Regions from separate parts of the Homo sapiens genome. Here regions 1, 2, 3 and 5 are each linked to region 4. Evidence: chromatin contacts called from ENCODE Hi-C or POLR2A ChIA-PET data. All regions are on one chromosome and are shown on one strand. Each heading gives the region's core, a stretch centred on a gene start or an enhancer-like site at or near the end of the contact. The rest is flanking DNA. Distances are from core to core; before and after follow the strand shown. Region 1 holds the start of NSD2 (nuclear receptor binding SET domain protein 2). Region 2 overlaps LETM1 (leucine zipper and EF-hand containing transmembrane protein 1). Region 3 holds the start of TMEM128 (transmembrane protein 128). Region 4 holds the start of HTT (huntingtin). Region 5 has its middle 100 kb from the start of FAM53A.

Evidence for each region. Hi-C counts contacts between places; a loop is a spot of excess contacts on that map. ChIA-PET counts read pairs that join two places held with the same protein, here RNA polymerase II (POLR2A). Pooled maps may share reads with other maps.
Region 1: a pooled map shows a loop between it and region 4 (14-fold over the local background). The contact joins the promoter of NSD2 here to the promoter of HTT in region 4. A Hi-C loop is called at or near these places in 1 of 37 single-sample maps with no recorded cell type and 14 of 50 pooled maps. POLR2A ChIA-PET finds 5 or more read pairs at or near these places in 1 of 52 experiments (activated B cell).
Region 2: a loop to region 4 is called in a pooled map, with 5 times the contacts of the local background. The contact joins the enhancer-like site here to the promoter of HTT in region 4. A Hi-C loop is called at or near these places in 1 of 50 pooled maps. POLR2A ChIA-PET finds 5 or more read pairs at or near these places in 2 of 52 experiments (OCI-LY7 and T-cell).
Region 3: a loop to region 4 is called in a pooled map, with 8 times the contacts of the local background. The contact joins the promoter of TMEM128 here to the promoter of HTT in region 4. A Hi-C loop is called at or near these places in 7 of 50 pooled maps.
Region 5: a map of CD8-positive, alpha-beta T cell shows a loop between it and region 4 (34-fold over the local background). The contact joins the enhancer-like site here to the promoter of HTT in region 4. A Hi-C loop is called at or near these places in 8 of 168 maps with a recorded cell type or tissue (B cell, CD14-positive monocyte, CD4-positive, alpha-beta T cell and 4 more), 4 of 37 single-sample maps with no recorded cell type and 15 of 50 pooled maps. POLR2A ChIA-PET finds 5 or more read pairs at or near these places in 1 of 52 experiments (WTC11).

What each region holds. Positions count from the first base shown.
Region 1 is chr4:1,868,031-1,874,297 of GRCh38, reverse strand. It overlaps NSD2 (nuclear receptor binding SET domain protein 2), which reads right to left and starts at 2,905. Exons shown (of 22, transcript NM_001042424.3): 1 at 2,756-2,905. It also overlaps the pseudogene RN7SL671P. RefSeq lists silencers at 2,472-3,171, 3,222-3,451, 3,482-3,741 and an enhancer at 3,475-3,976.
Region 2 is chr4:1,831,385-1,836,844 of GRCh38, reverse strand. LETM1 (leucine zipper and EF-hand containing transmembrane protein 1) reads left to right here. Exons shown (of 14, transcript NM_012318.3): 4 at 273-416; 5 at 1,863-2,000; 6 at 3,898-4,101. Among named protein-coding and RNA genes, the nearest start is that of LETM1, 22 kb to the left of the region's middle. Within about 2 kb of position 2,209, at least 5 of the 41 ENCODE cell types and tissues checked have a DNase peak (open chromatin) inside an H3K27ac peak, as active enhancers do; they include OCI-LY7, where a contact is called at or near this core.
Region 3 is chr4:4,245,337-4,250,869 of GRCh38, reverse strand. It overlaps TMEM128 (transmembrane protein 128), which reads left to right and starts at 2,647. Exons shown (of 5, transcript NM_001297551.2): 1 at 2,647-2,764; 2 at 4,527-4,668. The coding sequence starts at 2,668. RefSeq lists enhancers at 2,267-2,376, 2,679-3,305.
Region 4 is chr4:3,070,607-3,076,395 of GRCh38, reverse strand. HTT (huntingtin) reads right to left here and starts at 1,715. Exons shown (of 67, transcript NM_001388492.1): 1 at 1,308-1,715. The coding sequence starts at 1,570. It also overlaps HTT-AS. RefSeq lists enhancers at 820-869, 880-1,109 and silencers at 1,270-1,339, 1,450-1,889, 2,040-2,659.
Region 5 is chr4:1,577,358-1,583,614 of GRCh38, reverse strand. It overlaps a transcript of FAM53A not described here. Among named protein-coding and RNA genes, the nearest start is that of FAM53A, 100 kb to the left of the region's middle. RefSeq lists silencers at 2,251-2,410, 2,227-2,453, 2,827-3,036, 3,217-3,276, 4,074-4,353 and enhancers at 4,735-5,607, 5,608-6,257. Within about 2 kb of position 4,259, at least 31 of the 41 ENCODE cell types and tissues checked have a DNase peak (open chromatin) inside an H3K27ac peak, as active enhancers do; they include B cell, CD14-positive monocyte, CD8-positive, alpha-beta T cell and 1 more, where a contact is called at or near this core.

The DNA.
Region 1 (6,267 bases), core at 1,656-4,155, 1.2 Mb after region 4:
GTACCACGTATTTGGAGAACAAGGTCACACTTACTACAATCAAGCAAAACAAGAGACTGAGGCTCAGAAGACTAAAATGCTTATCCAAAGTTGTATGCATTCTATGGCCATGAGCAGCCCACCAAAAAACAAAACAAAAACAAAAAGGCAAAACCAAACACGTAGATCAGAATATATGAGTAAAAAGCCTTATGGCTTCTGTTGCTGCTGATTAATTATTTACTTAGAAAGGTTATTTGCCCACTTGCCCAGCTAAAAAGGACAGGGCAGAGCCAGGAAGGCTGAGTGTGCCTGTAGTAACCACTACTCAGGAGGCTGAGGCGGGAGAATCACTTGAGCCCAAGAGTTTGGGACTGAAGTGCACCATGATTGCTCTCCTCTGAAATAGCCACTGCACTCAAGCCTGGGCCACATAGAGAGACCCTGTCTCTAAAAATAAATAAATAGCACAGGACAAAATACGTTTGGATTATGAACTTCAGCACCATCTTAGCACTTCTTTTAAGTTCTTGCTTGGTAAAGAGAATCCTGTAGCTTAGTAAGCCTAATTCCAGCTACTTTTGCATGTTTTACACTGAATCTTCAAACAAAAAAAGTTCACATTCTGCCATGTGAGTAAACTTTGTAAGATTTGATTACTTTTAGAAGGAGAAGATAATCTGAATAGGCAGAAGGCTGTACCCATGTAAGCCCCACAGGATTAGGAGGAGTGGGTTGTCTTCTACCTATTCAGATTATCTTCCTGACTCATTCTAGGACTCTGCTTAATGCTTCATTTGGGTCCGCACACTTCAGCAAGTACTGGTTTGAAAGCCCTGGATAAGCTGATTGCATAGAAACAAAGCAAGTCGCACCTGCAGCCTGCTGACCTTATAATTTTGTTGTGCATGGCTCCAAAAGTTATATTAGTTTATATGTTACATACGAATAGATACGATAAATTGTCCATCATTCTTTCAAATTCTCAGTTAATTACCTCATACTCTTAAAATAAAATCTTTACTGTTATAATCAGAGGCCAGACTCTGGTATTAATGCAGTCAGGAGAGGACAATTTTTGTACTGAGATCAGAGCTCTTCACAAAAGCTTACACAAACTCAAAATTGTGCAGTAAGTCCTCACTCTACCAACCATCAGCCCAAAACTGAAGGTTGCTGGGTTTGGGTGGCTGAGAAAATGGAAGGAAAGAAAAGGAAATGACTCAAAGTAATCGTGCTTAAAGCATGAGTCCTCTTCATCTCCATTTGGCAGTTTAGATTTGAACCACCATCAGTTGTGGGGAATGAGAGCACACATCAAGTACACAAGGAAAGGCTGTGCTCACAGAACTTGTTTGCTTTATGTTGTTGGCGTTCTGCTCTTTAAAATATTGTTGTTCTCATCACATTTAAATACGTAACTAGGGCACTTAAAACATTTTGGGAAAATTAAAAAGTTTAAGTCCCAAGTTCATAAATGGGATGGCTCCTAAGTTATTTTCCACGTTGATATTTGAAATACACAAAATAGAGTGAATATAACCCATGCGTGATGCTGGCGTTTAACTCATTTAAAAATCAAGGCTTGAAAGTCTGTGAAGCAGGTGGGTAGCACTGAAGAGCTGCTCCTGAGCCAGGCCTGAACTTTATCCAATTAGTCTTGTCTTCACAGGGTCTGCGCGCTCTCTCTCTCTCTCTCTCTCTCTCTCTCTCTCTCTCTCTCTCTCACACACACACACACACACACACACACAAAATACACGTTATCTACCTAAAAACGATTAACGTCACCACATCAGTTTTGATACTATGTTTCCACTTGAATGTCAAAGCCCATCGTGGGCACAGAAAGATTCGTGCTGCAATGGGTCCTATACAATACCCTCATCCATTTTATTTCTACCGAAACTTAAGACCAGCATTTTTTAAACGCCGAGATTTTAAACCACGGTTCCTGTGAGTGGAGCAAAACCAGCCATTAAGTCGCCAGGTCCCATCTCATGCACTGAGGCTTCAAGGACTATCAATCTGCATCCTGGGGCGAGGGGAACATCCCAGGCGGAGGCCCGGACGCCGAGGGCGCGCAGCCCCCCAGCAGGGTACCCACACCCGGCTCACCCCCGCCTCCACCTGCCAAGGGCCGGACCGCGGCCCGGCTTCCCGGGGGAGCGTCCGCGCTGACCAACGCCCGGGCGCCGCGAGTGTCAACGCCAGACACCGCCTGCAAACAAAAAGCGACCCTCGGCCCGACCCCTGGCCCCGGCGCCGGCCCCGGGACCCCAACCTGCCCCTCCCACCGCGGCCGCCCCGGACCGGGGGCGCCGCACAAAGGCCGGCCCGACCCGCTCGGCGCCGCGGGAACAAAGGCGGCCGCCTCGGCCGGGCCGGGCACAGGTGCAGCCGCAGGGCCCGGCCGGGCCCAACATGGCCGCGCCCGCCCGCCCGGCCCCGTTAGCCGCCGCCGCCCGCAGGCCGCCGCCCCTCCCCTGCCCGGACTCGTCCCGGCCTCCGCGGTCCGCCCGGTCCTCCCGCCGGCCCTCAGGCCTCCGCGGTCCTCGCGGTCCCCACGACCCTCTCAGGCCGCCCGGCCTCCCGGTCCCCCAGCCCCTGAGCCGGCCCCTCAGGCCTCCTCAGTGCCCCCACTCCTCCCGGCGCTCCCGCCCCCTCAGGCCTCCGCGGTCCTCCCCGCCGCCCCTCAGGCCTCCCACAGCCCGGCCTCCCGGCCCCAGCCCCGGCGGTTGGCGGCCCGCGACTGTTGGGCGGGCGCCCCAGTGACCTGCGGTGCGTCGCATCCTCGGCGGGCGGCTCTCCGGAGCGGCAGGCTGGGAGGGGGCCGGGGCCGTGCGGCGGTAGGGCCCAGGCGGGGAGGGGGCGGCGGCGGCGGCGGGCGCAGCGCGGCCAGGCCGAGGCTCTCGCGCGCGGCGCCGACCCCGCCCCCGCGCCTCCCGCCCGCCGCCGCCGCCGCAGCCGGGGCCGCCGCCGCCTCGCAGAAGCCGCGGGAAAAGTGCGCGCCGCTGATTGGCTGCCGCGCTCGCGGGGCCCGCGGACCGGGCTTTTCAAATCCGCGCCGGGGCCGCGCACGGGCGGGGCGGGCAGGCACGCGGCGGGTGGGGGCCGCGCGGGCGGGCGGGGCTGGCAGCGCCGGGAGGGCCGGGCCGCGGGCCCCGCGAGCCGCCTCAGAGTAGCGCCGGGCGCGCGCCCTGCTCCCGCTACTCGGCGGCGCGCACCCGGCCCAGACCCGGCGCCCGCGGGCGCCGCGCTCAGTGACGTCACGATCCGCGCCCAATCACCGTCCGGAGCCGGCGCCCCCGAGCCGTGGGCGCGCGGCCGCGGAGGCTGGCGTTGGGCGCGCGGCCCGCCCGCGCGGGTCCCCAAGCTCCTGTCCCGTGAGAGGGGCGCGGGGCCTGGGGCCCGCGGGAGGCTGCTAGCGGCGTCCGCCTCGCGGAGCGGCAGTGCGGGGACGGGTGGGGAAACCGCCGCAGAGGCCCCGCCGTGGCGGGCCCGGAGCCTCAGAACAGACGTGGCGGAGAGGGTCAGACGCCACGACGGGGCAGGGCAGGGCGTCGTGCTCTTCCCGCCTAACGGCCGCAGGGCGTGAACGAGTCCCCCGGGCGAGGGTCCGACCCGGAGCTGGGCGCGGCTGCGGGAGGACCGCTCGCGAGGGGAGGACGCCTGGTCCAGGGGCGCTACCCCAGCGCCGCTGCGGTAGAGCCGGGCTTCAGGGGGTGGCGCGGGCGACTGCGTGCGGCACAGGGAGGAGGAGGAAGCGGCGCGGGCGAGCGGGGAAGTCAGACGCTGCAAAAAGTGGGCGGGCCGGGCGGTTGAAGCCGGTGTGATTTGCTGCCCGCCGCCCATGGAAGTTCGGCTCCTGCCTCCAGGTGCTGCCGGAGCCGGCGGCCTTGGGTTTTCTGTCACGCAGGTTCAGGGAGCCGGGAACACCTTCGGCCTTGAGCCTTAGTGTCTGCTCGAGCTTTACAGGCCCAGCTTGAGCCCTCGCTGAGAAGCGGGCCCAGGGGAGCCTGGCGAGAGTTTGGTCAAGGAGAGCTTTGTGAAAGTGCGCTACCCGGGCTATAGAACGACACCTCAGCCCAGGTCCTGCCTCCCCGGACCCACCTCCAGCCACCAAGGAGTGGCCACAGTTCACCTCCTCTTCCTCTCCCGCGCCGCCTCCGCTGCTGTCCCTTCACAGGTGCTGGGCCCCTGTATGGGTTGAGTTGTGGCCCCCCCAAAAAAACAAGGGTTGCTGCAAGACTTACTATAAGGCTACAGTAATTGAGACATTGTGGTACTGGTGGAAAAATACACAAATAGATCCATGAACAGAATAGAGAACCCGGATATAGACCACATAATGGAGTCAGCTGAGCTTGACTCTAGGAAATGGAATGGAGAAAAGACAGTCTTTTCGACAAATGGTGCTGGAACAACTGGATGTCCACATGCAAAAAAAAATCAGGCTAGACACAGACTTTACACCCTTAACAAAAATTAATTCAAAATGGAGCCAAGGCCAGTGGCTCACACCTGTGAGAAGTGTGAGCCAGCACTGTGGGAGGCCAAAGTGAAAGGATTGCTTGAGCCCAGGAGTTGGAGACCAGACTGGGCAACATAGCAAGACCTCGTCTCTATCACCAAACAAATAAATGAATTTTTAAAATTACGGCCAGTGCCAGGCATGGTGGCTCACACCTTTAATACAAGCACTTTGGAAGGCCGAGACAGGTGGATCGCCTGAGGTCAGGAGTTCGAGACCAGCCTGGCTAACATGGTGAAACCCCGTCTCTACTAAAAAAAAATACAAAAATTAGCCAGGCATAGTGACGGGCATCTGTAATCGCAACTATTCAGGAGGCTGAGGCAGGAGAATCACTTGAACCCGGGAAGTGGAGGTTGCAGTGAGCCGAGATCATGCCACTGCACTCTAGCCTGGGTGACAGAGCAAGACTGTCTCAAAAAATAAAAAATAACAAAAAGTGAATAAGCCAGGCACAGTGGCTCACACCTGTAGTTCTAGTTATTTGGAAATCCGAGGCAGGTGGATCATTTAGTTCTGGGCTATGCCAGTCAGGTGTCTGCACTAAGTTTGCCATCAGTATGGTGACTTCCCAGGAGCTGGGAACCACCAGGTTGCCTGAGGAGGGGGGAGCCAGCCCAGGTCAGAAACAGAGCAGGTCAAAACTCCCATGCTGATCAGTAGTGGGACTGCACCTGTGAATAGCCACTGCGCTTCAGCCAGGACAACATAGCAAGACCTCGTCTTAAAAAGTGGACAAAAAGGCAGTGGCTTACACCTGTAATCCCAGCATTTTGGGAGGCCAAGGCAGGAGGATCCCTTAAGGCTAGGAGTTTGAAACCAGCCTGATCAACATTGAAATCCTATCTCTACAAAAAAATAAAAAAACAGCTGGGCATGGTGGTGCATGCCTGTAGTCTCAGCTACTCAGGAGGCTGAGACAGAAGGATCTCCTGAGCCCAAGAGTTACATGAGGCTACAGCAAGCTGTGATTGCACCACTGCATTCCAATCTGGGCAACAGAATGTGACCCTGTCTATAGTAAAGTGGACAAAAGACCTCCACAGACGCCTCCCCAAAGTAGATACCCAGATGGCAAGGATGCACGTGAAAAGAAGATCCTCATTATCAGGGCGTAATCTCAACTACTCAGCAGGCTGAGGGGGGACGACTGCTTGAGCCCAGGAGTTTGAATACAGCAAGACCCCATCTCTCAAAATAAAAATAACAAGAGGTAGAGAGACCTGGGCTAGCAGTTAGTATGCTCAGCCCCCTTGTCATGGGACGCCTGGGAAGCTTCAGAGAGTCCACACCAGCAAGAAGGCTCTCATCAGACACACCTCTTGGACCTTGAACTTCCCAATCTCCATAACTGTAAGAAATAAATTCCGGCCAGGCACAGTGACTCACGCCTGTAATCCCAGCACTTTGGGAAGCTGAGATGGGGGATCCCTTGAGCTCAGGAGTTTGAGACCACCCTGGGCAACATGACAAAACTCCATCTCTATAAAAAAAAAAAAAAAAAAAAACTACAAAATCAGCTGGGTGTGGTGGTACATGCCTGTAGTCCCAGCTATTCAGGAGGCTGGGTGGGAGGATCACCTGAGCTCGGGAGGTTGAGGCTGAGTGAGCCATGACTGTGCCACTGCCACTGCACTCCAGCCTGGGCAACAGAGTGAGACCCTGTCTCAAAAATAAGTAAATAAATTCATTTTCTTTATGAATCACCCAGTTTCAGGTAGTCTGCTATAAGCAACAGAAAACTGACTAAGAAG
Region 2 (5,460 bases), core at 960-3,459, 1.2 Mb after region 4:
AGGACTCGATCGCTGGGAGCACCCAGTGGCCCTTGGTGTCAGCACCATACCCTGCTTTTCTGGAGGCTGCTGGTACCTGCTTTGGACCCTGAGAAAGAAGTGGGTTTTGGGAATGGTCTGCTAAGTGGTTCTGGAACTTAGAGTCCTCAGTGGGTCCTGTGAGTCGCTGCCTGAGGTTGTGCCTATAAACCATTATAGGAGAAATGCTCACACCCCTTGCCCTTGTTCCCACATGTGCTCTGCTCCCCTCTGATGGATTCCGCCCCTTCCAGTTTCTCCGGATCTGCGCTGACCTCTTCCGCCTGGTGCCGTTCCTTGTGTTCGTGGTGGTGCCGTTCATGGAGTTTCTGCTGCCTGTTGCTGTGAAGCTCTTCCCCAACATGTTGCCATCCACATTTGAGACTCAGTCACTCAAGGTAAGGGCAGCATCCCAACTGCTTGTTTTAGAATGAGTCTGAAATTCATTGTGATGGCTTCCTTGTTTGTGACTTTTCAGGTGCTAGATATTTTTGAGACTTTATGTATCTTCATATTGTCCTTGTGCTGTGCAATAATTATTTAGTGGATGCTGGGTTTTGGATTTGTTTCTCTTTATTTCGTTATTTATTTATTTATTTATTTATTTTTGAAACAGGGTCTCGCTCTGTCACCCAGGCTGGAGTGCAGCAGTGCGATCTTGTCTCACTGCATACAACCTCTGCCTCCCGGGTTCAAGCGAATCTCCTGCCTCAGCCTCCCAAGTAGCTGGGATTATAGGCATGTGTGCCACCATACACAGGTCTCGCCCTGTCACCCAGGCTGGAGTGCAGTGGTGCGATCACGGCTCACTGCAGCCTCAAGTTCCTGGACTTAAGTGATCCTCTTGTCTTAGCTCCCGAATAGCTGGGACTACAGGCTAAGCCACCACATCTGACTAATTTTTTTTTGTTTTTTATAGACAAGATCTGCTATGTTGCCCAGGCTGGTCTCAAACTCCTGGGCACAAGTAATCCTCTTGCCATGACCTCCCAAAGTGTTATTATGGGTGTGAGCCACTGCTTCCAGCTCAATGTATTTTAAAATACAGGTTTTCTAGACCAGGAACACTCCCCTACCGGTGCTATAGGGGAGTCATGAGGTCCTTCTAGGGCAGGGTCAGCCAGCTGCAGCCCACAGGCCAGATCAGGACCCTGCCTGTTCTCAGCAGAGCCCTGTGGGGACCTGCGATGCCCAGTCATGTGTCTTGTCTGTGAGGCACCAGCAGAGTTAAGCATTTGTTTTAGACCACACAGCCATGAAGGCCAGACGCCTTCCTGTCTAGCCCATTACGGAAAGTGTGCCGATCCTTGCTTTAGGGAATCACACGAGTTTGTTTGTTTTTGTTTGTTTGTTTGTTTGTTTTTGTTTTGTTTTTGTTTTTTTTTTGAGACGGAGTTTCGCTCTGTCACCCAGGCTGGAGAGTGCAGTGGTGCAATCTCAGCTCACTGTAGCCTCCACCTCCTGGGTTCAAGCGATTCTTGTGCCTCAGCCTCCCAAGTAGCTGGGATTACAGGTGTGCATGCCTGGCTAATTTTTGTGTTTTTAGTAGAGACGGGGTTTCACCGTGTTGGCCAGGCTGGTCTCAAACTCCTGACCTCAGGTGATCCACCCACCTTGGCCTCCCAAAGTGCTGGGATTACAGGCATGAGCCACTGTGCCCGGCCCACACGGGTACTTTTTAAAACCATGAAATAAAAGAGTTTGAGAATGTATTGCACTTAGATGAGAGTCAGTGTGTTGTGAAATGTTTCTGGGAGTGGGGGTCGGGCACAGGCGTGAGATGTTTTCCTTGCCCGAACCACAGTCTGAGCAGTTGGAATGCAGTGCCCTCTCTGCCCTTGCAGGAGGAGAGGCTGAAGAAGGAGCTTCGGGTCAAGCTGGAGCTGGCCAAGTTCCTCCAGGACACCATCGAGGAGATGGCCTTGAAGAACAAGGCAGCCAAGGGCAGCGCCACCAAAGACTTCTCTGTGTTTTTCCAGAAGGTGCTGTGATACGTCTGAGTCCCTGTGACCTCACCAGGGAGCCTTCCCTGATTTTCTGTTTCCCTTTCGCTGTGCTCAGCAGAGTGGAGCTCCCCCAGGTGCTGGCTGGCGCTTGAAAGTTTACCCAGGAGGCTCAGTCGGGGGCCAGTGGAGTGTCAGGAGTCTGCCCCCACGAGCTCCCAGTGAGTTAAGCTGTGGTGGCTGCGCCTCGTCAGCCTTCAGAATTATGGGCGTCTGTGTCTCATCACCCTGCAGCTGTCCAGGAGCAGTAGAATCTGACCCATGAGGAGCCTGAGACCCTGATGGTGTGAGGTGTGGGTGGCTTGGCCGGGCTCCTCTGCTGGGCATTGCCCTCTGGCTGGAGTCAGTCAAGAAGATCCCAGGTCCCAGGGGCTGGTCAGAGGCCTGGACTGTGGGAGCAGTGGGGGCTGGAGAGGAGGAGCGGCCCTTGAGGTTTCCTGCGGTCATGTGGTGAGTGAGGTGAGGATGGGGAGACGGCAGCTGCCACGGACCGAGATCCCTGAGGACTAGATGGGGTTCACGAGGCCGGTGTTGTTGGCTTGAGGGACTTGTGCCACTTTGGAGTGAGAAGGATGTGTCTGAAGTGCAGGAAGAGCTTAAACCAGGGCCTAGAAACTCCAGCCATGCGTGTGCGTTGTCTGTGGGGTTTTCCCGCTGCAGCACAGAGGCGAGTGGTTTCCATGGCTGCAAAGCCAGAAATACTTGCTGTCTGGCCCTTGACAGAAAAGACTGCCAGGCTGAGGCCTAACCACGGAGAAGCCTCTCGGGAGGAGGCGACACAGCCATGGGGCTGCTGAGCCCCCCAGGGAGTGGGTGGTGGTTCCAGCAAGATGTTTTAGGGGGAGCCATGCTTTGGGAGCCTCACCCAGGACATCGTGCCTTGCAGAGCAGGAGGGGCCCGTCCCAACCTTTCCTGGGCCGCCCAGCTGCCAAGAAGGATGTGCTTGCAGTCACCTGCACGGGGGTGTGCTGCATAGGGCCGCCCCCAGGAGCACACCTGAAATTGTGTCTCAGAGCTGGCATCCTGCATGTTACGATTTGAGTTGGGCACCAAGTCAGCCTCGTCCTCCCTCATCTGTCACCTCTGCTAGGTACCCTCCTAGCCCAGCTCTTGGCAGAGACTGAGCTGGTGGCTTGTCCCTCAGGTGGTAGGAACTGCAGAGGATCACCCAAAGGGCCCTGAGTGATCCACGCTAAGGGACTCTAGCTCTCCCTAAAGAGCTAGATGGCCACCCCTCCCCCAAGGCTCAGGCAGTCATCCGTGGGAGATGTAGGTGCACACAGGTGCACCTCTTCCTGCCCCAGAGCAGCAGGGTCCCGGCCACTTCTGTGGCAGAGAGAGGATCACAGGACCTGCATGCAGCAGCCTGTGGGCCCGGGCGTCTCCCCCAGCAGACAGCAGCCTCAGCTTTGCTGGTTCAGGCAGGAGAGGTCCACAGGCCAGACGCCACCTTTCCCCAGGCTAGCCCAGCACCGGAGTCAGAAGTCAGTGGTTTGAGGCCAAGCTGGGCAGGTGACTTGAGGTCGGGTATTTGAGACCAGCCTGGCCAACATAGTGAAATCCCATCTCTACTAAAATACAAAAATTAGCTGGGTGTGGTGGCGCAGCCTGTAATCCCAGCTACTCGGGAGGCTAAGGCAGGAGAATCCCTTGAACCCAGGAGGTGGAGGTTGCAGTGAACCGAGATTACACCACTGCATTCCAGCCTGGGTAACAGAGCGAGACCCTGTCTCAAACAAAAAAAAAAAAGAAGAAGTAGTCAGTGGTTTGAGTCCCTGAGGATGAGAGGCAGCACCCTTTGGGAATGTGGTTGGTCGTGGGAGGGAGCCGGGTGGGCGCGTGTCCCGGGGATGACCCTTGTGACCACTTCCGCAGATCCGGGAAACAGGGGAGAGGCCCAGCAATGAGGAAATCATGCGTTTTTCCAAATTATTTGAGGATGAGCTGACCCTGGACAACCTGACACGGCCGCAGCTGGTGGCCCTGTGCAAGCTGCTGGAGCTACAGTCCATCGGCACCAACAACTTCCTGCGCTTCCAGCTTACCATGCGGCTGCGCTCCATAAAGGCAGACGACAAGGTGAGCCTGGCCATACTCCGCGCCACAGCTCTGGTGTTTTACCTTTTCGTTTCCTGATGATAAAAGCAGCATGTCCTCATTGTAGAAACTCTGGAAGATGCTGAACGATCGAAAATAAGCTCACTAGGAGTCTTGCCACTTGCAGATTGCAGATCCTTTGAAGATGGATGTCTTTTCTCTGGCACCTTCTCGGATGATCTCTCTGTTTGGATTTCGTCAGATTTATAATAACTTGCTTAGTTGTGTCTGTCTTTGTGTTCATCCTGCTTATTGATGACAGTGCCTCTGTGCCTCTCTCCTCACATCAGGGTCTTCATCGAGGGTCCATTTGCCCCTTTGCCCTGTCCTGTCCATCGCACGTGCTTGCCTCTGTGCTTCACGCCCTTTTGTGCTTTCAGGGCGCTGCCCTCCTTCTAGGTCTGATTACTCCTTTTTTTTTTTGAGACGGTGTTTCGATCTTGTTGCCCAGGTTGGAGTGCAGTGGCGAGATCTCGACTCACTGCAACCTCTGCCTCCTGGGTTCAAGCGATTCTCCTGCCTCAGCCTCCAGAGTAGCTGGGATTACAGGCGCCCGCCACCATACCCGGCTATTTTTTGTATTTTTTAGTAGAGACAGGGCTTCATCACATTGGCCAGGCTGGCCTCAAACTCTGGACCTCAAGCGATCTGCCCACATCGGCCTCCCAAAGTGCTGGGATTACAGGCATGAGCCACTGTGTCCGGCTGGTTACTCTTTTATTCATACTAGGAGCTCTTAAGATTTCAGTTCTCAGGTAAAACTGTTCCTCTTGTCATCTGTCTTTTTGAATGCACTAACTCTAGTTCACATTGATTACTCTAATAACTGGGTGGTCCGTAGGCCTTTTTCTTTTGCTCTCCCTTCTGATTTTGTTTGTAGTGTTTAGTTTTTCCTGAATGCAGGCATTGTCTGTGGAAGACAAAGAGGTTCAGGGCAGTGTTGAACTCTTCCAGGAAGAGCCTGCCTGCATCTCTGGTGAGCAGGTTGAGGGCCAGTCATTTCCATGAATCAAGGCAAGGCCATGTGGGGAGCCTGTATCCCGCCCTTGCCGGGACACAACAGGCACCCCAGCCCTGGTGGTGATGGTGTCAGAGAAGGCTGAGGGGGCCAGCCCCTGTGGTGTCAGTGGAGACCAGGTGGGGGGCTTGAGCTTTCCTCTCATCTGACAGTGTATCCGCCACACTTCCCCACCACTGGGGTGGCCTTGGGGGCCCAGCGGAGAGTTGGGACTTTGACCACTGCCCAGCAGGAACAAGGTCACGTCTACCATGGTGCCAGTGGGAGCCAGGTGGGAAACAGTACTGAGATGCTTCTGCCCTCCTACTGGGGGAGACACCTGT
Region 3 (5,533 bases), core at 1,398-3,897, 1.2 Mb before region 4:
TTTAACTATGTTGCTAAGGGGGGGCCAGTAAAGGTCACAATGAAATTCATTTGTTCCCCACAAGTAATCCACATTGAAAATGAAAATTTCTTAATTGGTAGCAAATCTGGTATCACATATCTATCTATAATTAGGGTGCCACAGTACACACATTGAAGGGTTTCTTTTCTTTTCTTTCTTTTTTTTTTGAGACAGAGTTTCACTCTTGCTGCCCAGGCTGGAGTGCAATGGGTGGTCTTGGCTTACTGCAACCTCCACTTCCTGGGTTCAAGCCATTCTCCTGCCTCAGCCTCCCAGGCAGCTGGGATTATAGGCGCTTGCTACCATGCCCAGCTAATTTTTTTTTTTTTTTTTGTATTTTTAGTAGAGACGGGGTTTCACCATGTTGGCCAGGCTGGTCTCAAACTCTTGAGCTGAGGTGCCACCTGCCTCAGCCTCCCAAAGTGCTGGGATTACAGGCATGAGCCACTGCACCTGCCCAAAGGGCTTCTTTAATGGACCTCAGAAATGAAGATGTGGTCATTAAATACTGGAATTTTTCCAACCTCCTTTTAAGTATCATCAATATGCTGTGCAAGTAGTGCCATTTAAAATTGCAGAGAAAAAAACTCTGGAAGGATTTCAGATCCAAATTCAAAGGCCCCGAAACCACAAAAGGAGAAACCTGATCTGACCTGAACATACCATGTATGGGAACCTGGGATAGCGGCGATGCTCTTGGGAGTATTCAGTTACCACGGAGGCCCTGCACTGACCCTTTTTCGAGGAGACAATCAACAGAAGATTGTATTTGATGGGACAAATTCACTTCCTGTTAACAAGGCTTCTAACCCCGTACGAGAGAGAAGAGAGGGCAAAGACTTCAGTTGACTTTGAATAAATGAATCCAGTTCTTTAGGAGTCTTGAAAGAAAAAAAAAACAGAAAAAAAAAAACAGGATAAAGGAGGTATTGTTTAGAAAGGCCATATGATCCACCCAGCTGTTAAATCCTGTGCTCCGAAGGGGGAAGAAAGGCTGAAGAAATGATAAATCAGTAGGGATTTGGTATTTCTCTCTTTTTTTTAATTTTTTTTATTTTTATTTTTGAGAGGGAATCTCACTCTGTTGCCCAAGCTGGAGTGCAGTGGCAGGATCACTGCAGCCTCCTTCTCCCAGGTTCAAGTGATTGTCCTGCCTCAGCCTCCAGAGTAGCTGGGATTACAGGTGCCGGCCACCATTCCCGGCTAACTTTTGTATTTTTAGTAGAGACGGGGTTTCGCCATGTTGGCCAGGCTGGTCTCAAACGCCTGACCTTGTGATCCGCCCGCCTCGGCCTCGCAAAGTGTTGGGATTACAGGCGTGAGCCACCGCGCGCGGCTGGCACTCTTTTCTTGAGTATTTCTTATTACATTCCTTTTACAAACACCCCAACACATCGAAGATATTAAACAGTGCCTACTAATTCAAATTTTACTTCCTATGTAGCTGGCTCTCCACCCCTGTATTCAACTCACCTGAAACCACTCTCCCTGCTCTCCCACACTGCAGCAGAATAAACTGCCCTTTATATGTACAGTGTTTCTATTATGCCCCATGTACAGTGTTTTTATTATGGCACTGTATTGAAGCTGCTTCCTCTACTAGATTCTTCTGTCCTCACCATTTTATCACATGCAGCTGCTCAGAAAATGTTGGCTGCATTGATGAAATGCTTTCATACATTTACAAATAGAGTTTTCTTGTAATATACCTCTGTGGTTTTCTTTGGACAAGGAGCTCCTCACGTGCAAGGCCATGTCTTACTCATCTTTATCTCCACTGCTAGCATGGTGCCTAACAGCTCCTACCAAATAGTAGATGCTCAGTAAACGTTTGCGTGGCTAAGCCCACCATTTCTCAGCACATGACACGCTGGGAAACGGCTGGGAGAGTAATACGCGGGATTATTGACGAAGAAAAAGTTGTGAACTCGTAACACACAGTTTGTGGGCGTGAGCAGTGTGGAAAACCGCAGTTTGCTGGGAAAGCAATTTAGTTCCCTCGGTTCAGGCTGGGAGGATTTTTCACAAGTGGCGAGGAGGAGGCTCACATGAACCACATACAGGTACTTCTCACTGAAACGCACAACAAATCTAGAGCCAAGTGTAATAACGAAACGGGCCCCAAGAAGTTTATTTAATGCCCAGGGCCCCCAAGTGGTCACTGCCAGGCTCTAGCATCCTGTCCAGCAGGCCTTTCTCCTCCTTTCAAGTCTTGCTGGACGACTCCTGAAAAGCAAAAGTAGGAAAAAAACTGGGGGCTGAGAGTGGAAGGCTGGACAGAGGGTATGTCTCCTGCTCTGGCACCCGGAAGCCTGCGAGGGCTTCGGAAGCGCAGCGTCTCACGGTCGCGCATCCCGGCCCTGGACGCATCCAGCGGCAGCGGTAATCCTGGTCCTCCTGGGCTTCCGTAGGTCGGAATAAACTTGGGAACTCTTCCACCGGCAAAGCTCAGTGTTTTAAAATTCAAATCACACTTGCCGACATGAGAGCGGAACCTTTGAGGCCGACTCCACCCTAGCTGCTCGCTAACTAAACAGCGAAGAGAACACAGTCTCCAATCCAAACGCCAGGAGGTCCAGACCCGGAGCGGACGCCGGAAGCGCTGTGTCTGACGTCACTTCCGTCGCATTTCGGGGCGGTACCAAGATGGACTCCTCGCGGGCCCGGCAGCAGCTCCGGCGGCGATTCCTCCTCCTGCCGGACGCCGAGGCCCAGCTGGACCGCGAGGGTGACGCCGGGCCGGGTGAGGCGCGCACCAAGCCGCCCCGAGGTTCTCAGAGGCGAGGCGTCGGAAAACGGCCGGCCTCCGGCAGCCCTGGCCCAGTCTGGAAGGACTGAGTTTCGGCTTTGCAAGTCGAATATTTAATGTCAGGGAAGATCCTTAGAATCGCGGAGTGCTGTGCATCGTCATTTCAGCTGCGCTTCAGAATTCTCTGGAGAGCTGATTTGACACCTATTTGGAAATAGCGATTAAAATTAAAAATACCCACCAGTTTTAAGTCTTAAGGATTTACCAGAAACATGCGTGTACCGCAGTGTACAATGATGTGCGCAGTGTTTCACTTCAGGATTGCTTGTAATAGCGAATTACTGGAAATATCTGCCTTGCCCGTCAGCAGAAAGCTGTTTAAGTAAATTTGGGTATATGTATACCTGACACATCAGGTCGACTCGTATGTACCAATGGGGATGATTTTCAAAGGGAAGTGTGGAACACTATGGTATGCCGCCATTTGGGTACAAAACAGGTAACTTGTGATGTATGTTCACCTGTGAATGCATAGAATATGGAAGAATTCAGTAGAAATTGTAAGTGGTGGTTGCTTCTGGGGATTAGATCTGAGGTTAAGGATGGGAGACAGATACTTCATTTTGGATATTTTTTATCTCATATGTTTTAAAACCACGTCCATTTATTACCTTTTAAAATTAAAAACACGAATAACCTCATGCCCAGGCATGATGATGTATACATTTTGAGGATATCCCAGAATATTACGAACATGCTTCCCAGGGTTTCCGATGGTCATCTAAAGGCCCAAAACCTCAGATGTGGACCATTGATTCTCACGTGAACCTAGAGGGCATGTCAGAATCCCCGGAAAACTTAATAGAAATCATCCATCTGACCCAACCCCCATCCACCCATTCTTTCAGATTGCGTTCCAGACAGGAAAAATGTCTTGTCCATCACCTGTCTAGACAGTGCTGTGCTGGAACTAGAGCTCTGGTGTGCCGTTTCCACTTTTGAGCTGTGTTTAAAGTAACTAAAATATTTAGTTATAGGCTGGGCAGGGTAGCTCACGCCTGTAATCCCAGCACTTTGAGAGGCTGAGGCGGGCTGATCACGAGGTCAGGAGTTCGAGACCAACCTGGCCAAATAGAGCAGCCTGGCCAAGATGGTGAAACCCCGTCTCTACTAAAAATACAAAAATTAGCCCGGCGTGGTGGCAGGCGCCTGTAATCCCAGGTACTCGGGAGGCTGAGGCAGGAGAATTGCTTGAACCCGGGAGGCGGTGGTTGCAGTGAGCCGAGATCAAACCATTCCACTCCAACCCGGGCGACAGAGGAAGACTCCGACTCAAAAAAAAAAAATTTAGTTATAAAAGTGTTCTTGGAAGACCACAAGTCCAGTTCATGCGCTAATGTTTGCCTTTGGCATTTTTCCTAATTAACAAGACTAATTACTTTCCTAGAAGAAATGTGAAACATAATATTAAAATTCTTACATTTCCAGGTGACATTGTTATTTCCGAAAGACGATGAAAGTGTAAATTTGATTTCACAATGTATTTAGAGGAAATAAATTGACTGTATTGACCATATTTTATAGTGGGCTCTTATTTTTTGTAAATATAAACCTATCTCAAGGGTTTTACAGAAGGATTTGTTATCATGGGAGAGACTGTTTCTTAGCTCTAGGAAATGATTTTATTTGGCTTAAGTGTAATTTTTCCTCGCAAAATTGTGGTAACTTAATAAGTTGAAATCTCCCTTATTTGCAGAAACCTCCACAGCTGTTGAGAAAAAGGAGAAACCTCTTCCAAGACTTAATATCCATTCTGGATTCTGGATTTTGGCATCCATTGTTGTGACCTATTATGTTGACTTCTTTAAAACCCTTAAAGAAAACTTCCACACTAGCAGGTAAGAAAATTTTATTGCTTTGTAAATTAAACCCAAGTCTGATTTTTCGTGTTATATTTTGTTAGTTGAATTCTTCAAACAGTAAGCACCTACTACTCTCTGCCAGGCCCTGTGTTGGAGGTGTGGTGATACGAAGATGAATATGAGATGGGGGTCAAAGGGTACATATTTTTAGTTATAAGATGAATAAGGTCTGGAGATCTAATGTACATACAGTATAGTGACTATAGTTAATAAGGCTGTATTGTATACTTGAAATTTTCTAAGAGTAGGTCTTGTGTCCTCCCCCTGTTACCCCACCAGTGGTAACTATGTGAGGTGATGAGTGTGATAATTAACTTGATTGTGGTAATAATTTCACAATGTGTGTGTGTGTATATGTATACACGTATATATATATTCATATATATGTATATATGTATATATTCATGTGTGTGTGTATATATATATCAAGTCATCACACTGTATACCTTGAATATATAAAATTTTAATTTGTCAATTGTACTTCAATAAAGCTGGAAAAAATAAAACCAATGAGAGGGTGTGTGCTCTGGGCACATACAGTAGAGTGGAATAGAACTGGAAATTATTTGTGTGCAAATAAATGTGTTGTAGGATGAGGAAGGTAGTAAATTTAAGAAGAACCTAATCCATTTGGGGAAAAGAGGGAGAAAGACTGACTGAAGGTCTTCAAAGACCAAGTACAAGAGTACTGGGAGGAAGAGCCGAGAACTGTGGCCAGTGGGAATTGGGTCTCAGGGTTGGTTTCAGAGGGTGGTTACAGCTGACAAGGTAACTACAGGGTGTAACTGTGTTAGAGTGGAGGTGAAGGTCCACAGTGGGAGGAGTGACAGCTTTGTGGCCA
Region 4 (5,789 bases), core at 466-2,965:
AGAAATATTACTAAAAATTAATCAGTCTTAACAGAGATATTCTTACCAAATGCCATCTGGGACACATCCAGATCGGAAATAGAATACTGAGAGGTAAGAGAAAGGCCTGAACTGCACCAGAGTACTTCCTAACTCCTACTGTACACTCGACACACAGACTTCCAGGGAAAGTCCTGGGGTTCCGCTAGATGTTTTAATGGTCTCTCTTTTCCTGTTTCAAAAATTCTCCCCAAGAACAAGCAACAGAAACCCCTAGCTTCCAAAAAGTAACAAGCTGTCAGCAATGAAGCAAACAGAAACCCTTTCACTGGCACATCTGAGATGCCCACGGAGTCTGCGGACCCCCCGTATTCTGGCAAGCCTGACTGGAATACTGGTAAAATGTACACCTCATTCATCCCTCGGCAATTAACCTCCCCATCAGCAACGTGTTGGTTTTATTCCCAACACACATAGGCAAAAAACTTCAATCAACTCTTCCTAATATTTAAGATAATTTCATTAATCACCACGTAAGTTCACCACTTTACTTGGCAACCACAACTCATTCAAACGCCTGCAGACCAACTTAGGCTTAGATGAGCAGATCTCTTAGGTGGTGCTTAAAATCGTGTTACTACCACCGTGATCATGAACTAAATGAAATGTCCTGACAATGTAGGAAGAGCCTCAAATCTCAGGCTGTTTTAAGTGCCACTAGGAAAAGAAATCTCCCATTGGACGCGCCCTCACTCCCCGCCCCCCCCCTGCCCCGCCACTCCCGCCGAGGCGTCCTAAAAGCATTATGTCATCCACTGCCCCCACATCTCTCCAGCTCCAAACCCCGCCTCCTCTCGAAGTGTCCCGCGCCCCCAGCCCTCTTCCCTCTCAGACTAGAAGAGGGAAGTGGCACTGAGCAAATCTCGGCTCCTCCAAGTTCTCTTCACAACGCAGTTAAAAGAACCCCCGCCCTGGTTTCTCGCAAATAAAAAGAAACAAGTTCTCGCCCCAACTCTTCGCATCCTGCGAAGGGCGAGAGGGCTGAGGCCGTGACTCCCCTCGGTGAATTCAGGACAGGCCCCAACAAGGCTCTGCCTCCCCTCGCGAGAGGACAAGGGAAGACCCAAGTGAGGGAGCGGGGCTGAAGTGGGGGAAGGCCTCGCCCCAGGAGGGGGCGGGTGTCCCTCATGGGCTCTGGGTTGCTGGGTCACTCTGTCTCTGCGGGGCCGGGGGTTCGTGTCGCCGGCCCGCAGGCTGCAGGGTTACCGCCATCCCCGCCGTAGCCTGGGACCCGCCGGGACAGGGAGCTGCAGCGGGCCCAAACTCACGGTCGGTGCAGCGGCTCCTCAGCCACAGCCGGGCCGGGTGGCGGCGGGGGCGGCGGCGGGGGCGGCTGCGGCTGAGGCAGCAGCGGCTGTGCCTGCGGCGGCGGCTGAGGAAGCTGAGGAGGCGGCGGCGGCGGCGGCGGCGGTGGCGGCTGTTGCTGCTGCTGCTGCTGCTGCTGCTGCTGCTGCTGCTGCTGCTGCTGCTGCTGCTGCTGGAAGGACTTGAGGGACTCGAAGGCCTTCATCAGCTTTTCCAGGGTCGCCATGGCGGTCTCCCGCCCGGCACGGCAGTCCCCGGAGGCCTCGGGCCGACTCGCGGCGCCGCTCAGCACCGGGGCAATGAATGGGGCTCTGGGCCGCAGGTAAAAGCAGAACCTGAGCGGCCGTCCATCTTGGACCCGTCCCGGCAGCCCCCACGGCGCCTTGCGTCCCAGACGCTGCGCCGGCGGAGGCGGGGCCGCGCCGGCGGAGGCGGGGCCACGCCGGCCAGCATGATTGACAGCCCTAGCCTGCGGACTCTGCCAATGGCTGGCCAGGGAACCAGCCCGCCCCTGCCCCCGCAGGTTCTGCCTCACACAGCAAGGCCGCTGACAGCGCAGCGCCCCACCCGGGCGAAGGCGCGGGGCTCAACGGAGAGGGGACGGGGCGTGGTGAGACTGTAATGGGGTGAGGCGAAGCTGTGTGTGAAGTGTCGCGGCGAGGCGGGACGAGGAAGGGACGGGGCGGGACTGCATGGTAAGGGAGGCGTGGCGATGCGGGGGGCGTGGCGATGCGGGGGGCGTGGTGAGGTAGGGGCGTGGCGAGGCCGGGGCGGGGCACAGCAGGGAGGCCGCCTGAGGGGCGGGGCGAGACGGGGGCGGGGCGGGGCGATGCTGGGGACGGGGACATTAGGCAGGCCGGCTGAGGGGCGGGGCGGCTGAGGGGCGGAGCGGGATAGGGGAGGGGACTGGCCGGTGAGGGGTGGGGAGGCTGGGGGCGGGGCAGGAAGGTGAGAGGTGGGGCGAGGGAGGGGTGGGGCGCGGAGGGGCAGGGCCATGGAGGGGCTCGCCCATGAAGGACGGGGCCATGGACGGGGCGGGGCCGTGGAGGGGGCGCCGAGCGCGGGCGCAGGCCCATGCGGAAAGGATCCCCCGCCGACGCCTGGAGCGGGGCGACAGCCGGCCGTGGACTCTGAGCCGAGGTGGCCTTGGGGTTTGCCCTCCCGCCACACTGGCCCGTGGCCAGAGCCATACTCACCCGGACAGCCCTGCGGGGAGCCAGCTGCGGGGCTCTCTGCACGGGGAGAGGGTGGGCGAGCTCCTGCGCAGAGCGCAGAGAATGCGCGTGGTCGGCACGACCTGAGGACCCCAAGTGTGACCCCCACCCCACCCCCAGTGAGCTGGAGAGGCCCCTGCAGGGCGGTGTCCACAGGCCTGGCGCCCCCCATCGGTCCCAGCGCAGCGCCCCGGAAGGGAGGAGAGGGTCTGGGGCAGGCCTGGGTGGTCAGCGCCTGCTGCCCACAGAGGCACTGTGATTAGTGCAGCGAGAAGCAGCTATGGCCACAAGATGCCGCCCACAGGAATGAGTCCCGACCTGGGGGCGTTTCTTTATGGGAGTGCACCCCTGCTCTGACCTTCCGGCAGGACCCCCAAGGGGCGTCATTCAGCAGCAGCTCAGCAGAGGTCTGTGGGGCACCCCCTCACGCCTGGGACACAGGCCGTGGCGGGCAGGGTCCTGGTCTCCAGAGCCTCCTGCCTTTTGGGTGGTAGAGGGGCAAACGGAGAGGGCAGCTGTCCAGCCTGCCCAGCAGGGAGTAAGGTTGGCCTCAGAGACAACCGCCCAGCCGGGGGGTGATGCAGGCAGAGAGGAGCCCAGTAAAGCCTACTTTAGCCAGGCCACACCTGCAACCCAGAGTCCCCTGCTCTGTGGCCACAAACAGCACCTCCGCCTTGTCTCAGAGCCTGTCCTAAAGGGAAACCCAGCATTGTCCCCAGTGGGGTAGCAGTAGCCTCCCTTTTCTTGAGAAGGACAGCAGAGAAACAGCTGTTAGTTCCCAGTTCTTGGGAGGCTGATGTGGGAGGATCACCTGAACCCAGGAATTTGAGGCTGCAAGTGAGCTAGGATTGCACCACTGCACTCCAGCTTGGGTGATAGAGCGACACTGTCTCTAAAAAAATTAAGTTCCAGCGAGGTGCGGTGGCTCACGCCTGTAATCCCAGCACTTTGGGAGGCCAAGGCAGGCAGATCACCAGAGGTCAGGAGTTCGAGACCAGCCTGGCCAACATGGCGAAACCCTGTCTCTACTAAAAATACAAAAATTAGCCGGGTGTAGTGGTGCATGCCTGTAGTCCCAGCTATTCCGGAGGCTGAGGCAGAATTGCTTGAACCTGGGAGGTGGAGGTTGCAGTGAGCCAAGATCATGCCATTGCACTCCAGCCTGGGTGACAAGAGTGAGACTCTGTCTCAAAAATAAATAAATAAATAAAGTTCCCAGTTCTCTGCTGTTAATAAGGGCCTTTGTCCACTGTGTCAGGCCTCAAGGTTGTTAGTTACCTCAGTGGGCAGACTCATAAGATGGCCCCAGCACCCCTCACCTCCTGGTATTGACACCCTTGTATGACCCCTCCCCGTGAGCTTGGGCTGTACCTGGTGGCCTGCTTCTAACCAATGGGCAAAGGTGATGGAATGTCACCCCATGACTAGGTCGCAAAAGGGTATGACTTCAGTCTCCCTGGCCCTCTCTGTTGCCTTCTTGGCATGGATGCTCTGATGAAGTCAGCTGCCATGTTGGAGAGGCCCACATGGCGAGGACATAAAGGCGGCCTCTGGCCAACAGGCAGTGAGAACTGAGGTTCTCAGTCCAGCAGGCCATGAGGAACTGGATCCTGCCAACACCACGTGAGATTGGAAAGGGACCCTTCCCCGGCTGAGCTCTCAGGTGGGAGGCAGCTGGTATTTGACTGAACCCTGGCGAGAAGTGGAGCTGGTTAAGCTGGGTCCAAATTCCTGACCCACAGAACGTGTGACGATACATATGGCTCTACACGTAACTACATATAACTCTATGACTAGACATGTGTGCTGCCAAGCCACAGTGCTGGGGTGATTTGTTCCAGCAGCAGATGACTGTATTTGTTTACTTGGGCTGCCATAACAAAGTACCACAGACCGGGCAGCTTAAACAACAGAAATGTATCTTCTCATGGTCCTAGAGGCTAGAAGTCCGAGATGAAGGTGTTGGCAAGGTTGGTTTCCCCTGAGCCCTGTCCTTGACTTGCAGACAGCTGCCTTTCTTGGTGTCCTCACGTGGCCGTCCCTCTGAGCATGTCCGTGTCCTAATCTCTTCTTGTAAGACATCAGTCGGATTATGGCCCACCCTAATGATCTCATTTTAGCCTCCTTACCTCCTTAAAGAACCTGTCTCCAAATACAATCCCATTCTGAGGTTCTGGGGCTTAGGACATCAACCTGAATGAGGGACACAGTTCGTCCCATAACAATAAGTAATAGAGTTGCACCCTAGCAGCCGCTCTGACCTTCTTTAGAGACCTTTTTATCTAAGCAGTTTGCCTCTTAGCTAGTGTATGACAGTCCCTGTCCTTCCTTCAGCTAGCTATGGCCATATAACTAAGTAAGTGCTAGCCAGGGAGATGCAAGCAGAAGTAATGAGTAGTACTTCTAGAAAGGAATCACATAAAATGAAGGGAAAGACACACCTTTTTCCTGCTCCCTGGAATGGGATGTGTTGGCTGGGACTTGAGCAGCCATTTTGGATCATCTGCATAAAAGCCACATCCTGGGGTGATGGGAGCTGGAAGGAGGGGGCCCAGATGACTGTGTGCAGTTGTCATTCCAGCCTGGCCTGGAATTCTTTCATCTGTAAGGGAGAAATACACTTCCGTCTGAGCTGCTGTGACTCCAGGTCATTCTGTTATATGCTCCCAAACCAAATTATTCCAACCCATCCAGGGAGGCAATGGATCATCGGGACTTTACATGGCCACAACAAATCACAACTGCTTCAGCCATGGCTGAGAAAACATCATCTGCCTAGAATTGACTATCATCCTGACAGGAAATCTAATGTGAAAGACTTACAGAAATGGACTGTCAAGACACAGGTTTTTAAAGTTCACAGAAAAGTTTGGCATCATCTAAAAAGAGTAAAGATCAATACTGGGCAGTCTGGCATGGTGTCTCTGAGGCCTAAAAATGGGCACAGTCCCTGAACAGCAAAAACATTTCCCGTAATTTATCCTATGCAAACAGTCAGGCATGTGTGATCAATGATTTATTATAGCAACACTTAGGACAAAAGATGGAAAAAAGATAGATGCTGGGCAGAAGGAGCTGAGTTAAAGGAATCCCAACATAGCCACAGGCAGTCATTAGAATCCTGTTCCAGATGAGCACTTGTGACACAGGGAAAGGCTTACAACATGCTAGCCGACTACACACCATGTAGAGCCTGATAACGTCCCCCATTCTAAAGAAAAAACAGCGTAC
Region 5 (6,257 bases), core at 3,010-5,509, 1.5 Mb after region 4:
GGAGCTGCAGGACTGGGAGGGTTGTGCACACTTGCTGTGCCTTGTAACCGGAGCTGCACATGAGACGTGTGAGAAGCACATGAGGTGATCATGCAAAGTGCTTGATCCCTGCTGGCACAGACCAGAGATTATTGTCCTCCTGGGAGCACAGATCAAGCACAGGGAAGCCAGTGAATGGCTCGTTCCCCAAGGGAGACACGAGACTCCTCTGACCAGTGACTTTGGCCTTAGGCCTGTGCTGGGTCTAAGATGTGGCCACCTTGCCTCCTGCTGGTCCCGCTCTTCTTCATGGGGCAGACCTGGGACCCCGCTTCCTTTGCTTTTCTCCCATCTCTAACTGTACCCTGCCTGCAGAGGACACTCCGCCCACCTCCTCTTGGTGCTGGTCCCCTCCCCAGTGCACTCTCGACAGCCTCTGGCCCTCCCAGAGAACATGATTTTGCTGGGTCTCTGGCACCCACAGTGTGTTCACCCAGCACACCCATCTCCCTTTGCCATCTCCCAGGACAACTGGACATTGCCATTTCACTGAGAGTTAACTATCACTTTGTTTAGGCTCCTAAGAGCCAACTAGCAGTGAGTTTGCCCTATCACCCAGGTTCTTGACAGGATGTTAATTCTCATGACCAAGAAAGAGTCGTCAAATCAATGCATTCTTGCTCATCCAGGCTGATCCCTTCATCTGGGACCTAGAAATCCAATCCCAAGGTTTTTCTCTGGATCCTGCCTATATATGTAGCTATTTTTTGTTTTGCTTTAGTTGAGACAGGGTCTCACTCTGTTGCCCATGTTGGAGTGCAGTGGGGAACATAGTTCATGGCAGACTCGACCTCCTGGGCTCCAGTGATCCTCCTGTCTCACCCTCTCTAGTAGCTAGGACTACAGATGTGCGCCACCACACACCTGGCTAATTTTTGTTTTTGTAGAGATGGGGTCTCACCATTTTGCCCAGGCTGGTCTTGAACTCCTGGGCTCAAGAGCTCCTCCCGCCTCGGCCTCCCAAAGTGCTGAGATCGCAGGCGGGAGAGGACTGATCTCGGGCTGGGTGGCTCTCTGAGGCCAAGGTCAGCCTCCAAATGGGGTCTCAGCCAGGGCCGCCAGCCTCCTCCTGGTCTTCCCAGCCTGGGTGCAGGGTGCAGGGCCTCCCGTCCACTCTCTCTTGGGTCTGTGTAGGTGGCATACATGGCACTGGCTCACTCCCTGCCCTTCTGGTCTTTCCCCGCGGGGTGGTGGTGACGTCCGTGGCAGGGAGGGGAGTGTCGTTCAGCTGGGTCCAGGAGGAACGCCGTGGACTCTGTCCAGCCCTGCTAGGCAGCATGCCCTGATGGCCGTGGCCTGGCTGGAGTATAGGTCACAGAGCATCTGCCCTGCCACACTGCCCCCACGGCAGGGACCCTTCTTATCATATCAGTAGTAAACGCTGAAACGTGACATGAGAATGGCGTCTCCTTGCTGTCCTAAAGCTCATTTCTTGGATTGCTGACAAGGTTCGGCTGTTTGCCATGTGCTGCCTTCAAGTAGTCAAGGAGCTCTGTGTGGCTGATGTAAAGAAATTTTGGGTGGGGAGTGATGGCTCACACCTGTAATCCCAGCACTTTGGGAGGCCAAGGCAGGAGGATCACTTGAGCTCAGGAGTTGGAGGAGGCTGCAGTGAGCTGTGATCACACCACTGCACTCACACCCAGATGACAGAGCAAGACCCTATATCAAAAAAAAAAAATGCTGGGCATGGTGGCTCAAGCCTGTAATCCCAGCACTTTGGGAGGATGAGGAGGGCAGATCACCTGAGGTCAGGAGTTCGAGACCAGCCAGGGCAACATGGAGAAACCCTGTCTCTACTAAAAATATAAAAATTAGCTGGGTATGGTGGCGGGTGCCTGTAATCCCAGTTACTTGGGAGCCTGGGCAGGAGAATTGCTTGAACCCAGAGGCAGAGGTCGCAGTGAGCCAAGACTGCCCCATTGCACTCCAGCCTGGGCGACAAGAGCAAAGCTCTGTCTTAAAAACAAAACAAAACAAAAAAAGATATTTGGCCTGCTTAGAAACACATACATGTCTTAAAAGTCTAATTGGGTTTTGCCAGTAATATTCCAGATATGCAGGACCACGAGGAAGAGAAAATTCAGGTAACAGTTAAATATTTAAGAAAATGACCGATTTCTAGAACATTTGGAGAAAATTGGAAACTCAAAATTGGTTTTGTCTTTAACTTCTACTTCTGTAAGGGAGGGGACATTATGATGAAAGTCTGGTCTGAGCAACTGTGGCATGCAAGACCACAGGAGGCGAGGCCAGGGTGAGGGGCGGGGCCTGGGCCGCAGGCGGGGCCCTGAGCAGAGGTGGGGCTCTGAGTGGGAAGCGGGGCCCTGAGTGGAGGCGGGACCTGGGTGAGAGGCGGTGCCTGGGTGGGAGGCGGGGCCCTGAGTGGGAGCCGTGGCCCAGGTTAGAGGGGGGGCCTGGGTGGGAGGCGGGGCCCTGAGTGGAGGCGGGGCCTGGGTGAGAGGCGGTGCCTGGGTGGGAGGCGGGGCCCTGAGTGGGAGCCGTGGCCCAGGTTAGAGGGGGGGCCTGGGTGGGAGGCGGGGCCCTGAGTGGAGGCGGGGCCTGGGTGAGAGGCGGTGCCTGGGTGGGAGGCGGGGCCCTGAGTGGGAGCCGTGGCCCAGGTTAGAGGGGGGGCCTGGGTGGGAGGCGGGGCCCTGAGTGGAGGCGGGGCCTGGGTGAGAGGCGGTGCCTGGGTGGGAGGCGGGGCCCTGAGTGGGAGCCGTGGCCCAGGTTAGAGGGGGGGACCTGGGTGGGAGGCGGGGCCTTGAGTGGGAGGCGGGGCCTGGGTGGGAGGCGGGGCCTTGAGTGGGAGGCGGGGACCTGGACGGGAGGCAGGACCTGGGAGGGAGGGAGGGCTCGGGCAGGAGGCGGGTCCCTGAGCGGGAGGCAGGGTCCTCAGTGGGAGGCGTGGCCTGGGCGGGAGGCGGGGCCCTGAGTTGGGGGCAGGGCCTGGGCAGGAGGCAGGGCCTAGGCGGGAGGTGGGGCCCGAGGTAGGAGGCGGGGCCTAGGGCGGGAGGTGGGGCCCGGCTCCCTGAGTGGAGGCGGGGTCCGGGCGGGAGGCGGGTGGGGTCTGGGGCTCCGTGCACCCCGCGCCGGGGATGCTTTCTCCCTAGCTTGTTGCGCCGTCCGGTTCTGCCCCAGCCTTAGATCTCAGCTCTGAGCTGCCCTCACATCCCTGCAGATCTTTTCTGGCCACACTGGTGGCCCGCGGGGTATGGCTGCTTCCGTCTCGCGGCGTTGGCCTCCCTGACTGGCCGCCGGTGTAGGGCGCCGTGGGCGGGGTCCCTGGGGCGAGGCTGCCTGGCCTCCGCGGTTGGTTCGGCGGCCGCGGGGCTGCAGCTCCCGGCTCGCACTCCATCATCGACGGATGACAGCGGGAACGGTGGGAGTTCATTACAGGGACCATGAATTGTTGGAGGTAATTTAGATTACAATTTAAAGTTTAATTTAAAAATCTATCAACAAATGTGAAAGTACTGGAGGAACATTTTAAAATGCACTTTAATCTCACCAGCACAAATAGCTTCTCGGGGCTCTAAACATCATCACCTGGAAAAACAGTAAAACTTTACTGCATCTTTAATTAAATTACAAACACAAAGGATAATTAACTTTTTTATTTTTATTTTATTCCTGCCATTGTTTCTCCTTCGAGTCAATATCTTCCGGCTGCAGGAGCGGCTGTTAGGAGGAAGTTTACGGCGAGGCCTGATGGGTGGATGCCCCGGGGCGGATGCTCGGCCCCTGCGCCCTCCCTGCGGGCCCCGCAGCGCTGGGGCCGCGCCCCTTCGTATCCCCACAGCGCGGACACTCCTGGCCAGCCCGTGGCGGGAGGCGCCCTGGGGACACGCGTGGCCGTGGCTCGCGGGTGTCGCGTGTGCTCACCTCGGACCTGGGCGTTCTGAGTCGTAACTCACTCACGCCTCGCAGCGGCGCTGGGAGGCAGCCCCACCCCCTTTTACAGGCGGGGAAACGGGGGCTCAGAGAGGTCGGGCCATCCGCCCTGGTCACACAGAGGCTGCGTCACCGGCTGACTCGAGCCTGGCCCCACCCGTGCGCGTTGCACTTCTGGGTGCTGGGCTGCGGCCCAAGCCTCCTCCCCAGGACGCGGGGCTGGGACAAGGGGGCGAGTGCGGAGGGCGGGGGGGTGGCGCAGGCGCCCACGCAGGGGCTTGACATGCCGGTCCCCATGGGGTAGTAGACCGTGGGGGCCCGAGGGCGGCCGGGGTAGGGAGGGGCCTCCCACGAGGGCCGTGGGCGCAGCGGCAGGGCCCAGCCGAGGCCACCAGGGGGCGCCCAGCAGGCGCGGGCGGGGCCGGGGGCCGGGGCTCTGGCTGGGACCCTCGGGCGGGGATGGCGGCTAGGGGCGGGGGCGCGCCAGGGCAGGGAGGGCAGGGGGGGCAGGGGCCTGACGGGAGCCCCTGGAGGCGCAGCCGCCTCCGGGCTGGTCGGATTCGGGAGCGCTCGGGAGGGGCGTCCAGCAGCGCTGGGAAGGGGACCTCGATTCCGGCCTGGAGGGCGGGCGGTGCAATGGGGGGAGCGCCCCGGCTCTGCGCCTGCGGGGGTGGGGGGCCTAGGGGTGTCGCAGCCGGGCCGCGCCCTTTCCCGCCTGCTCTGCCTCGAGAGGCGACCCCTCTCCTCCCCCTCTTCTCTCCCCTCCCCCTCTTCTCTCCCCTCCCCCTCTTCTCTCCCCTCCCCCTCTTCTCTCCCCTCCCCCTCTTCTCTCCCCTCCCCCTCTTCTCTCCCCTCCCCCTCTTCTCTCCCCTCCCCCTCTTCTCTCCTCTCCCCCTCTTCTCTCCCCTCCTCCGCCCCTTCCCTGCCCTGCCCTCCCCTCCCTTCCCTGGTGACGGTGGGAGCTTTGGTTCGCTGCTTGCCTCCTCCGAGCCTCGTTGTCTGCAGAGGGCGGTTCGGGGTAGGGGGGTCGCGACCTCGTAGGTGGGCGTGGAGGGCAGGGCGCTTCCCATGGGGACCTGCAGAGTCTAGTGGGTCTGTCGCGCTCACGACAAATCTTCTGCCCCCAGCAAGGCCCGTGTGATGCCCTCTCCCCGTAACTGAGGGTCCCCTCACCTCCTACCCCCACACGTTCCTGCAGAGCTTCCAGGCCACACCGGCTCTCACGCCAACGCTCGCGCCCTTCTACACACCGGGTGCGGGCACTAGCGCACGCACCGCTGTCCCCAAGGCTGGTCGGCCCCTCCTGCCTGGCACGCCCGCCCCTGGCACTTGCACGCAGACGGGGTGCAGGCCACCCGGGGTGTTCAGTTTTAGTGCAGTGGCTGCTTAATTATTGGTTAATCTAGCAATTTAGCATGCTTCATTTAATTCTAATTAGGAGAATTAATAGGCAGGGAATAGCGATTTCAATAGACTGGCACAAAACAAAACCTAGCCTGGACATCGTGCCGGTCTGGGGGCCGTGTCCAGGCTTGGGGGGGGCCTGGGGGTGTTGACAGCCAGGACTGCAGACCTTCCCAGGCGCCTGAAGGTCGTGGCAGGGGAAGGCGCTCAGGGCAGGCAGGAATCGCAGGCAGGAATCGTGCTGTGGCTGCTCACCCCGGCCTGCAAGGGCAGCCAGGTCAAGGGCATGGGGAGAACCCCCAGAGCATCCCCGGGCAGCACCCCCACAGCCCCCCACCTGCACCCCCGCAGCCCCTCACCTGCAGCCCCCGACCCGCAGCCCTGCGGCTGCCTGGTCCCGGCAGAGCCTGTGTTTGTCTCTGCTCATCAGGCGGCTCCCTGACAAGGCCCCGACATTGGACAAGGCTGTCCCTCTAATTAAGGTGCTAATTGAATTAAATGGCCGCGGTAATGAGCAGATGAGCGGCATAAAAAGTACAGAGTCAGATAGGCCAATTAACAAGAGCGCCGCGCATAATTATAACATTGGAAATACATGCAGCTCGCTCCAACATTGTTAATTGTTACCGGGGGATTTATGGTAATTGGCGCACAACAGGCAGCCGGGGAACCTGCCCAGGGCTGGTAATTAAAAAAATGATATTCTACACAAACGCCGGATGGCCTAATTAGGACTTGATTTACATAAAGGCCTTTGAGGAGGTGCTGGGTACCTCACCGCTGCTGCTGGGGCCACTCTGGCCAGCAGTCCACGAGGTGAGACCAGCAGGCAGTAGCCCCCCTACCACCCCGCACCCTGTGGCCACGGGAGCTGCTGGCGTCCAGGCTCCGTCTGCTGGCGGGGTCCGCATGGCCATCCC